Regions from separate parts of the Homo sapiens genome. Here region 2 is linked to region 1. Evidence: read pairs that join two places in POLR2A ChIA-PET (ENCODE). Cell type or tissue: endothelial cell of umbilical vein. All regions are shown on one strand. Each heading gives the region's core, and the rest is flanking DNA. Links, peaks and the distances in the headings are about the cores only. Region 1 has its middle 17 kb from the start of BUB1B. Region 2 holds the start of PAK6-AS1 (PAK6 antisense RNA 1).

Region 1 (5,371 bases), core at 142-5,141:
CCCTCCACCCCAGGCAGAAGCTGTACCCCTTTTCTCTTTATCCCTGCTGCCTTGCTGAGGGCTTCGAGGCGGGTTTCTACAGGGACTGGGGAGCAGTCTATACTAGGGGTCTAAGCTCCAGAGTAAGGGGAGCACGATGCCAGAGTTTGAGTTTGGGGTGTTTCCTTACCATAAAGAGAAAGTGTTGGGCCACAAGAAGGGCCTACGAACTCTAAAATCCCATGATTCTCTGATCCGGCCCGTGATGGTTAACACCGAGTGTCAACTTGGCTGGATTGAAGGATGCAATATTGATCCTGGATGTGTCTGTGAGGGTGTTGCCAAAGGAGATTAACATTTGAGTCAGTGGGCTGGGGAAGGCAGAGCCACCCTTAATTGGGTGGGCACCATCTAATCGGCTGCCGGTGAATATAAAGCAGGCAGAAAAAAGTGAAGCAGCGAGATGGGCCCAGCCTCCCAGCCTCCATCTTTTGCCCGTGCTGGATGCTTATGGCCCTCGAACATCAGACTCTAAGTTCTTCATTTTTGGGACTTGGACTGGCTCTCCTTGCTCCTCAGCTGGTAGACAGCCCATTGTGGGACCTTGTGATTATGGAAGTTAATACTTAATAAACTCCCCTCTCTCTATATGTGTATACATATATAACACACACATATATATCTCTCTCCTTATTAGTTCTGTCCCTCTAAAAGAACCCTGATGAATACACTGCTCTGTGCAGATACTGAGTGAGGGGCCTGACTTAGCCCTGCATCAGGGAGGTTTTTAGATTTAAGATTGTACCCAAATCTATACCCATCAAAGCAGACCTGATTGAAAAGAAGCAGGCAGAGCCCTCTACTTAGAAATGACAAGAATTCAAGACAAGTCATAATGAGTCATGCTCTTGCTTGCTGCTCGGCCCTCTCTGCATTGCCCTTTGTAAGAAGAGTCCACACCTGAACCGGTACTCAGGGCCTATTTCTCCGAGGTGCCCCACAGCCAATCCTGGGCCTTCTTTGCCTACAGTAAAACACCCACATTGCCCATGCCAAGACTGGGCCATGTCTCTTCCCCTTCAGCAATTGCCATCAGAATAAAGCGAAAAAAAGAAAGGATCCCAGTAGCGTATTCTTCTGGGTTGCATGGACACTGGCTTCATCTACACTTCTCTGAGTTTTGGTGTAGCCCAACTCTCTCTCTTACCAAATGGCCTTACTCACTAAATCTGTCAAGTGTCTACCAAAATCATGCATTTTTTATTGAAACCGGTGAAATTCTTCCTCTGTTGTCTTTCCACCACCCTTTGGGCACTGCTCACCTTCTCCCCCATGCTGTTTTGTATGGATTTTAAGCCAAAGGAAGACAGGGACCTTGTCTTGGTCATCTCTGATTCCCCTACCATGATAGTCAAATAGCCTTGATAATCAAAATGTAGTTTTCTGTGTAACAAGATCTCCGGGCAATTCATTAGGGTTTGAGCAGCACTGTACTAGGCACTCAGCACAGTGCTCTTCAAGTGTTTGGCCGAGCCAGGGAAGTGGGTATGGTTAAAGGCAATGCAGATGGTTAGTGGCAATGCACTTTTTTCTTTTTTGAGACAGAGGCTTGCTCTGTTGCCCAGGATGGAGTGCAGCGGTGCACTCATGCCTCACTGCAGCTTCGACTTCCTGGGATTGAGAGATCCTCCTGTCTTGGCCTCTGAAGTAGCTGGGACTACAGGCACACGCCACCAGGCCCAGCTACTTTATTTTTTATTTTTTGTAGAGACAGGGTCTCACTATGTCACCCAGGCTGGTCTTGAACTCCTGAGCTCAAGTGATCCTCCTATCTTGGTCTCCCAAAGTGCTGGGATTATAGGCGTGAGCCTCTGTGCTCAGCTGGATCAATTGTTTTTTAATATCCAATTTTGTTGCCTCTGTTGACCTTTTGTGTGTGTGTGTGTGTGTGTGTGTGCGTGCGTGTGAGAGAGAGACAGCATCTTGATCTCTTACCTAGGCTGGAGTGCAGTGGCACAATCACGGGTCACGGCAGCCTCAACCTCCTGGGCTCAAGCAATCCTCTTGCCTCAGCCTCCCAAGTAGCTGGGACTACAGGAATACACCACCATGCCTGACTAGTTTATTTTTTATTTTTTGTAGAGACTGGGTCTTGCTGTGTTATCCAGGCTGGTCTCGTACTCCTGGCCTCAAGCAGCCCTCTCACCTCAGCGTCCCAAAGTGCTGGGATTATAAGCGTGAGCCACCACATGCAGCCTCTAGTAGCTTTTTAGCTATACCTCTTTGTTTTATTTTTAATAATTGCTCTAGGGATCATAGTGTGCATCTTTAACTTGTTAGAGTTTATTTTGGGTCTACATTATACCACTTCACAAATAATTTAAGAAAATTCCATTTTACTTCCATTTGCCCCTTCCATCCTTTGACTATTATCTATTCTACTTGTGTGCATGTAATAAGTCCCATAATATATGGTTGTTATTTGTGTTTTTAAAAGCCAATTGTCATTCAAAATAAATTAAAATAGTCTTCTATATTTACCCACATACTTACCATTTGCAATGCTCTTCATTCCTTCTGGTAGATCTGAGCCTCCAACTGCTATCATGCTATCTTTTCTCACTAGCCTGAAGAACTCCCTTTAGTATTTCTTTCTTTTCTCTTTTTCTTTCTTTCTTTCTTTCTTTCTTTCTTTCTTTCTTTCTTTCTTTCTTTCTTTTCTTTCTTTCTTTTTTCTTTCTTTCTTTCTTTCCTTCCTTCCTTCCTTTCTTCTTTCTTTTCTCTCTCTCTCTCTTTCTTTCTTTTTTTTTTTTTTGCTTGCTTGTTTCTTGTGATGGAGTCTCCCTACGTTGCCCAAGTTGATCTTGAACTTCTAGGCTCAAGTGATCCTCCTGCCACAGCCTTCCCAGTAGCTGGGACTACAATTGCACCCAGCTTTTTTAGTATTTCTTGAAGTACATGTCTGTTGAAAATTATTTCCCTTAGCTGTTGTTTATCTAAACATATCTTTATTTCTGTTTCATTTGTGAAAGCTATTTTTCTTGGACAGAGAATTCTATATTTTCTGGTTTTCTTTTCATGTATGTCATTTTATTGTCTTCTGGTTTGCATTGTTTTTAAAGAGAAGTTAGGCATCATTTTTATCATTGTAATGTTCCTTTTTTCTCTGGCTGCTTTTAAGATTTTCATTTTATCTTTGGTTCAACAACTTGACTGTGATGTGTCTAGATGTGTTTTTCTTTGTATTTACCCCACTTGGGGTTTGACGACCTTTTAAAATCTGTAGGTCTGCCAGGTGCGGTGGCTCATGTCTGTAATCCCAGCACTTTGGGAGGCCAAGGTGGGCAGATCACTTGAGGTCAGGAGTTCGAGACCAGCCTTGCCAACGTGGTGAAACCCCGTCTCTACTAGAGATACAAAAATTAGCTGGACATGGTGGCGCACACCTGTAGTCCCAGCTACTTGGGAGGCTCAGACAGGAGAATCGCTTGAACATGGGAGGTGGAGGTTGCATTGAACTGAGATTGCGCCACTGCACTCCAGCCTGGCTGACAGAGTGAGACTCTGTCTCAAAAAAAAAAAAAAAATTAGTTTAAATCTGTAGGTTGATCCTTTTTGTTACATTTTAAATTTTTCACTATTATTTCTTCCTGTAGAAAAACAATTGGTGCTATTTGTTCTCTTTCTGAGACTGCAATTACACAAATCTTAGGACAGCTGCTGTTATCCCACAGGTCACTGTACTGTGGTCATTAATTTTTTTCTCTCTTTTTATCAGTTTGGATACTTTTGATTGGCTTGTCTTTAAGTTCATTGATGCTTTTTCTGTGGTGTCCAATTTGCTATTAAGCTCATCCAATGAATTTTATATATATATATATATATATATATATATATATATATATTTAGTTCATATATATATATATATTTAGTTGTAGAATTTCCATTTGGTTCTTTTTTAGAGTTTACATTTCTTTACTAAAATAACCCTCTCTTCAACCATCATAGCTATCTTTTCCTGTGAACTTTAACATATTCATATTAATCGTTTTAAAGCTTTTGTCTGCTAACTCCAATAACTGGATCATGTGTGGATCTGCTTCTCTATTTTCTCTTGATTATGGATCACATGCTTCTTTTCCTTACTCTCCTGTTTCTCAAAACTGTATTCCAGAAATTTTGTATAAAAGAACAGTAGAAATGAAAATATATCTTTTTGTTTACTTCTCAGAAATTGCAGTTCCTTTCCCCTGTCTGGTGGTTAGGTTGAAGCTGATCACTGGGACTCCTCGGACAGTGGAATTGAGGTAAGGCTGCACTGCAGCTTTAATTAGATTGTGTTCACCTGTAAGTAGCCCAATCCCAAGCTTCTGCCTCCTTTTCAAGTTGTCAGTAATTGAGCTGGGTGGGGGTAGCGTACAGATTCAGATCATTTTGATTCAACTTTGGACTCTACTCCAGCAGGGCCCCAGAATCTAAGCAGGACCGTGTCATTACTCTCTGCTTTCCAGCCCCTTCTCCAGTGCCACAGTTGTGGCAAAGTTCAGGAATGGGGGTGGGTGGAGAACAGAGAATTATCGGCCTAAATGACCTGCTTTTATATTGGGCCTCTTCCAGATTGTCATCTGTCTTGCCAGCCCATGCCGCAGCTCGCTGATTTCTTCTTATCCTTACAAAACCCCTGCCTATGGCATGTTTCTCCATCCACCTGTAGCCAGACCAGGCACATCCTCAGGTGTGAAAGCTGTGCTGACCTTCTGCTCATCTATAAAGGGCTTGTTTCTTTGTGGAATTCAACTCATCAAGGCCATGCCTGCACTGCTCAGTAGAAAAGCACGATTTTTATTTTTGTCTAGGTTTTTCTTGTTGATAGCATTGTAGCAAAGGCTTTTCATATATTTCTACATCCTAACCAGAAGCGGAGCTCTCCCAGATGTTAGAGGAGCAGTAAGGAGGTCAATGTGTCTGGAGCAGAATGAGTGAAAACAGGAAGAAGAGATGAAGCTGGAGAGGTGACCAGGAGTCAGTTCATGCTCAATCTCACAGGCCACTGGAAAGATTGGCTTTTACTTTGCATAAGATGGGAAGTGATGGCTTTTGAGCAGAAGAATGACAGGGTCTTGTATGGGTTTTAACAGGAGCACTGTGGCTGCCGGGATGAAAATAGTCTGTAAGAGGCAAGGGAAGCAATAGAGGGATCAGTTATTGCAACAATCCAGGGAAGGGATGGTGGTAGCTTAGATTGGTGTGGCCATGGTGGAGTGGTGAGTCTGAGTACATTTTGAAGGCAGAGACAGCAGCGTTTATTGACAGATGATATGTAAAGTATAGGGAAAGAAGAGGATGACTCTAAAGTTGTGGTCTGAACAAGCAGAAGGATGGAGTTTTCTTA
Region 2 (5,371 bases), core at 281-5,280, 110 kb before region 1:
AGCTGGCTTCCAGAAAGTGAGTCTAAAGGGGTTTGCAGCCACCCGGAGGGGTCAGCGTTGGGCTGGCTGTGTAAGCGCTGGGATTGCTGGGAAGCTGTTAGAAATGAAGCTGGTGGAATTCCCTGCCATTTGCGGGCGACTGGGAAGAGAGGAGGCCGCTGCCTAGTGGGCCAGCTCCTGGGTTGCTCAAGGTGCCAGGGGGTGAGAGGGGGGCGGCAGGCCCAGGCTTTCTCACAGTGAGGCTCAGGGTCTGCTTACCAGGGCTCAAGTCCTGGGCCACAAGCCCGAGTGCTGGCTCAGCGTGGACCTTGGGCTTGGTGTTCCTAAGTCCCGGCTTGTGACCTTGGCCTACTCGCCTTACGTAGGCCTCGACATTTTTGTAGATGACAAGGGATGGATTAATTCACCTCTGCCAGCTTCTCCAGGCACAGTGAGGGGGAGCATCTGTTCCTGCTCACGGAGGAGCTTTGGATATTTCTCACGGTCGTCACTCAGGAAGAGCCTAGCATAAGACGGAAGTAGCAGGCTCTGGGCTGAGCATTTCACACATGTGATCTCCTCGCCACAAGCCTGTGAGGTAGCACTAGTACTGTCTCCATTATGCAGAGAAGGAGAGACTAAGTGACTCATTCAAGCCGAGAGGCAAAGAAGGGGCAGACACGAGTCTGACCCAGGACCTGATGTGAACTTGGCTGCAGTGGCCATCTGCTCCTACCACCACCCTCTGTTATTCTCAGGCCCATCCAAGACACTCTGGGGAAGGGCCTATCCTAGAATCACAGCCCCAAGACAGAGGTGAGCCCCGAGTGCTACAAAACTTAGGAAAGCACTCTACTACCATCACCAACCTGTCAGAGTGGCCTCCAGAGGACCCTGTCACCTCCAGGGCTGGGCCCTGACATGCTGAGACCTGCAGCAGGGTTTCTTGACCTCTTTGTAACCCCCTTTGGGAACTGTCATCCCACACACATTCTGACAGGTGACAGGCCTCACCTGACCCCTTGGCTGAGAATTACCGCGAACAGAAGACAGCCTTTCACTGGAATATTCTCATTGGCCAGAAGGATTTTTCTCAAACTTTACTTTCAGAAGTTTGTTTCAAAAAAAAAATTTTTTTTTAGAGACAGAGTCTCACTCAGTCGCCCAGGCTGAAATGCAGTGGCGCGATCAGAGCTTACTGCAGCCTCGAACGTCTGGCCTCAACCCACCCTCCCACCTCAGTCGCTTGAGTGGTCAGGACTAGAGGAGCATACCACCGTGCCCAGCTGGGAAATTATAGTATTCCTTTATTCAGAAAGTATCTATTATGGACCTACTCTACTCCAGGCTCTGGGGACCATGGTAAACGAGAGGAAATCCTCACTCCTGTGTGGTTTAGTTTGCTTCTTCCAAACAGGTGTTGCTCTAGGCCAACCTTCTGCAGCCAGAAGAGATGGTAGTGCAGGATCTGTGGCACTCCTGACGGGGTCTGACCTTCCCCTTGGCCCAAAGTTCAGTCCCTCTGGCATTCCCAACAGGAGGCTGCCCGCACTCTGCTAGAACTCATTCAGCGATGAAAAGCTCCCCCTGCAGCCCCTGCCTTCTGTCCCCTCTGTCCCCTCGCTGATCCTTGTGTGGAGCTGAACTCTGTCTCACCTCAGCCTCTACTGGGGTCCGAGTCTGCCATCTGCTCCTCTTCACGTGACTTGAGAGTCAGGAGAGGTGGCACCCCAGCACCCTATCCTGGCTCCCAAAATACACGGGGGAAGGAAATTTCATCTGCTTTTCTGCTCAGCTGTCACCTGCGGGGGAGGAGGGTCCTAGACGCAGGTTGTGGCCCTCATGTGGATGCCCACAAGATTCAAACAACCTGCTCAGGGTCAGTGTGCTGAAGTGCGGAGAGGCCCTGGGAGGATGAGCAGGACCCTGAGGCTCTGCTGTCCCACTTGAGGGACCCAGACAGATGCAGCATGGGCCAGGGCAGACAGCATGACATGCAACCTGCCAAAATGTTTGGGCTCTCTGCCTTTGTCACTATTCCCATACCACTGGCCCCAGTGAATCCCCAGGGGAGAGATAATGGGCTGCTGTTTAAAAGAATACAGTAATACAGCTCATTCAGTCACTTGTGTCAACAGGCGTGAGCCACCGCGCCCGGCCTACCCTAGATTCTCAACAGCCTCTGCACACAGAGGTCTGAGTCCTTAGCATAGGGTCCTCAATGCCTAGCTAGGACCCTATGCTAAGCATTGGAACCTCTGGCATTGGAACCCTATGCTAAGCAGAAGGAACCTCTGGCATCCCTAATCACAAGATTGCCTTTTTTTCTACAGCTCTTAACTTTCCAGACCTCTATTTCACCTCCTTAACACTCACAACTTTACACTCACAACACCATTGTGAGTTGGGCTGAACCTGCTTTCCTGGGCCCATTTTAAAGACAGCAGGGAGCTGGAGAGAGAAGGAGGAGGCAAGAAAAGAAAGGTATGCTTATAAAGTGCCCACCACATGGATAGACTGTGCTAGGTGCTTTTTATTAGTACATCTAATGGCTAATTGTAGCTACTGCGAGCTCTGTTTTACAGATGAAGAAACTGAGGCTCAGAGAGAAGTAATTGTCCAAGACAGTAAGTGTGGAGCTGGGATTCAAAGTCAGATCTCTCCGACTCCAAACTCCAGGCTCATCCACAATGCCCAGTGCCCAGAGAAGTCAAGTGACCTGCTCTGGATCACACAGCTATGCAGAACAGAGATGGGACTGGAAGCTCAAGCCAGAGGCTCCCTCTATCCCAGGCAACAGTTGAGGTTCCAGGGTCACCCATGAACACATGAACATGTGTGATGTGCAGGGGGCGCTGCTGTTTCTGATGCCCAAGCCAGATCCTCTTCCAGGAATGGCCCCTTCCCTGGGTCACCACGAGGTCCAGAGACCCTGAATTAGGGTCTCTCACTACTCGCCCTCCAAGGACCCCTACCTTTACTTTATTCCTATTGCTTTGCTCTAATACCCTCTGACAATAGCTTGCCAAACAGCCAGACTGCCCTCAAAGCTCTCCAGGATGGGAGAACTTGGAGTGGCTTAGCCCTTCCCAACATAGCAGCTGGAGGCTGATGAGGCAGTTACTCCCCACAACCGCCTAATGAGGAGGAAGGCATTCGCATTCCCATTTTACAGATGAGGCCATTTATAAGTTTGTAGAGAAGTGAAGCAACTTGTCTAAGGAGTCAAAGGCAAAGTCTGGATAGATTCAAACCCCACTCTCTTCGGTTCCAAATGTGTCTTCGGCCACTGTCCTATATACTATGGAGGAGAATTCATGGCACTGCAGGCTGAACCTCACCTTGCATGGAACCAGGCGTTTTCTTATCCAATGCGGCAACCTATGCCACACCGGCCACCAAAAACGAGCATGGACACAGACCTGAGCCCCTCTGCCCCCTTCACCCAGAAAAACAAGTCAGAAAAGCCCCCAAAAAACCACCAGAATGGGGCAAGATACAGAAAACGCAACCTACACCCTGGGAGCTCTTCATGGCTTAGCCTCCAGTGCTCCCAGCAGCACCTACACTCCAGATCGGATGCCACCTGAGCAGGTCTGGAGATCTGGGGAATGAGCGGTGGGCTGGGATGTGTGGAGCGGCAGCTTCACCTGTAACTCCTGCGGGAGTCTCCCACGGCTGCCTCCCACCCTGCCCTGCACAGCCACTGGGCCTGCCACCACCCTTCCTGTTTGGGAACCTCTTCCCCGGCATGAATTCCCTGCACTCTGCCGCGGTGACACCCTCACCCAGGACAGGCATCAGACCTGAAGATGGGCCCGGGGGCAGGGCGGGCCATTTGAGGTCTTGACGTCTACCAGCCTACCGTGGGGCCATGGGGCAAAGTGGTGTAAGTGACTTAACATGCACCCACTAAGGATCGAGAGACGGCACCTGGAAGGGACCACCTCCGCTGCCTAGCAGTACCAGGAAGGAGCCAGCCCAGGAGGGCCACCTGCCTGCCCACTGTCCCTCCCTGCCTGCTCTTCAAAATGGGTGCAGAAGGCTCTAGGGCCGGGGGCCGCTCGCTCACTCACCTTCCGGCGCCTTCCGCCTCTTCCTCGCGACTCCTCACCCGCACTGGGCCTCTCTCTTAGGCGCTGAGGAGAGGGAAGACCTGGGACCTTGCTGGGCCAGTCCTCCGCAGGCCTGCGCGGAAACAGATCAGAAATGCATTATGGCAAATGTAGCAAGTGTTCCCGCGGGTGTTGCGACTGGCTGACGTCCAGGCGCTGGGAACCGCTCCGCGCCCGCCTCCCGACTGAACTCCTGGCTCAGGTGCAAGAGGCGGCAGGCTCCTTGCGGGGCTTACGGGGAGAAGGGGACGTTGGGCGCAGCACCGCTTCCGGGGCGGCCCCTCTCCAGCCACACTCCGACCCGGCGCGGCCACCCGGCCCCAGCTCGCAGGCCCCACTGCTGCGCCCTCTCGGGGACGCGAATGCCCCGCGCCGGGCGGGCGCCCGCGGAGGGAGGTCCCGCTCCAGGGACGCGGAGCTCCAGATGCCTGCGCCCAAGGCCCCTCGCCTGGCGCCGGCTGGTCCCGAACTTCGGGGCATGGGCACCCAGGAAGGGGGCTGCGCGTGTTGGGAGGCCCGTCCTCTCGCCGCGAACCTCCGGGGCAGCCGGGGAACCCACCTGCGGAGCGGGAAGCCCAGGAACGCTCGAAGAGGTCGTGGGAGCCGGGCCCGCCCTCCGCGGGAGGGACCTCGGCGCGGGAACGCCGAGGAGGGGCCGCGCTTACACGTTGGTGCAGCGCCGGCTTCACCTGACCGCGATTTTGATTTCAGGGTGTGGCCTCAGGTAGGACGCGGCGGCGAACCCAGAGCGCGGGAGAAGTTGCCAAGTGTCGCTGGGGCCTTGGCCAGGAGCCCCTCTGCCCGAGGGGCGCCGTGCTGCTCAACTCTTTCTCTCCACCTGCTTGGCCCCAGTTCCCGCCCGCCCTTCGCCTCCGGGCCCTGGCCTGGCCACAGCCGCGGGGACCTGCCTGCGGCTCCACGGCCCAGTGGCCGCCTCGCGGAGACCCGACCTGGAGAATCAGCTGAGCGCCGGCTGTGTGTAATCACCTCGTTCACTGGCATCGCAGATGCACGCTCCAGAGCCGCGGGCCGACTCTCCCGGACCTGAGCGGGCCGCGTGTGCCCACCCACACATCCTGGAGAGCCCACGCGGGAGTCGGAAAACCTGTCACCTTGGATGATCTGTCCCATGTGGACAGGGCCCCAAGACTGTGCTGGGGTAGCCCCTTGCGCAGGCAGGAAAGCGGGATTTAAGGGATTCCAGTTCCCTTGTCAGCCCTTGCGCAGTCCTGAGTCCTGAGGACTTTCTAGCCTGAGAGTCCTAGGGCAGGAGACCC

Evidence for each region. Peaks named below come from ENCODE experiments on the same cell type or tissue, not always from the same donor. Only the 100,000 strongest peaks of a DNase experiment are listed, where the experiment ranks them.
Region 2: POLR2A ChIA-PET joins it to region 1 with 6 read pairs; 2 of 35 experiments call an interaction of 5 or more read pairs at or near these places.

What each region holds. Positions count from the first base shown.
Region 1 is chr15:40,141,751-40,147,121 of GRCh38, reverse strand. No RefSeq gene overlaps it. Among named protein-coding and RNA genes, the nearest start is that of BUB1B, 17 kb to the left of the region's middle. In endothelial cell of umbilical vein, for the core only: no CTCF peak of the experiment used is centred there; no DNase peak of the experiment used is centred there; H3K27me3 peaks cover 537 bases.
Region 2 is chr15:40,251,974-40,257,344 of GRCh38, reverse strand. BUB1B-PAK6 (BUB1B-PAK6 readthrough) reads right to left here. Exons shown (of 10, transcript NM_001128629.3): 2 at 4,056-4,167. PAK6 (p21 (RAC1) activated kinase 6) reads right to left here. Exons shown (of 11, transcript NM_001395430.1): 3 at 4,056-4,167. PAK6-AS1 (PAK6 antisense RNA 1) reads left to right here and starts at 4,386. Exons shown (of 2, transcript NR_168270.1): 1 at 4,386-4,687; 2 at 4,806-5,371. RefSeq lists enhancers at 1-726, 800-849 and a silencer at 4,315-4,404. In endothelial cell of umbilical vein, for the core only: no CTCF peak of the experiment used is centred there; no DNase peak of the experiment used is centred there; H3K4me3 peaks cover 723 bases; H3K27me3 peaks cover 2,864 bases.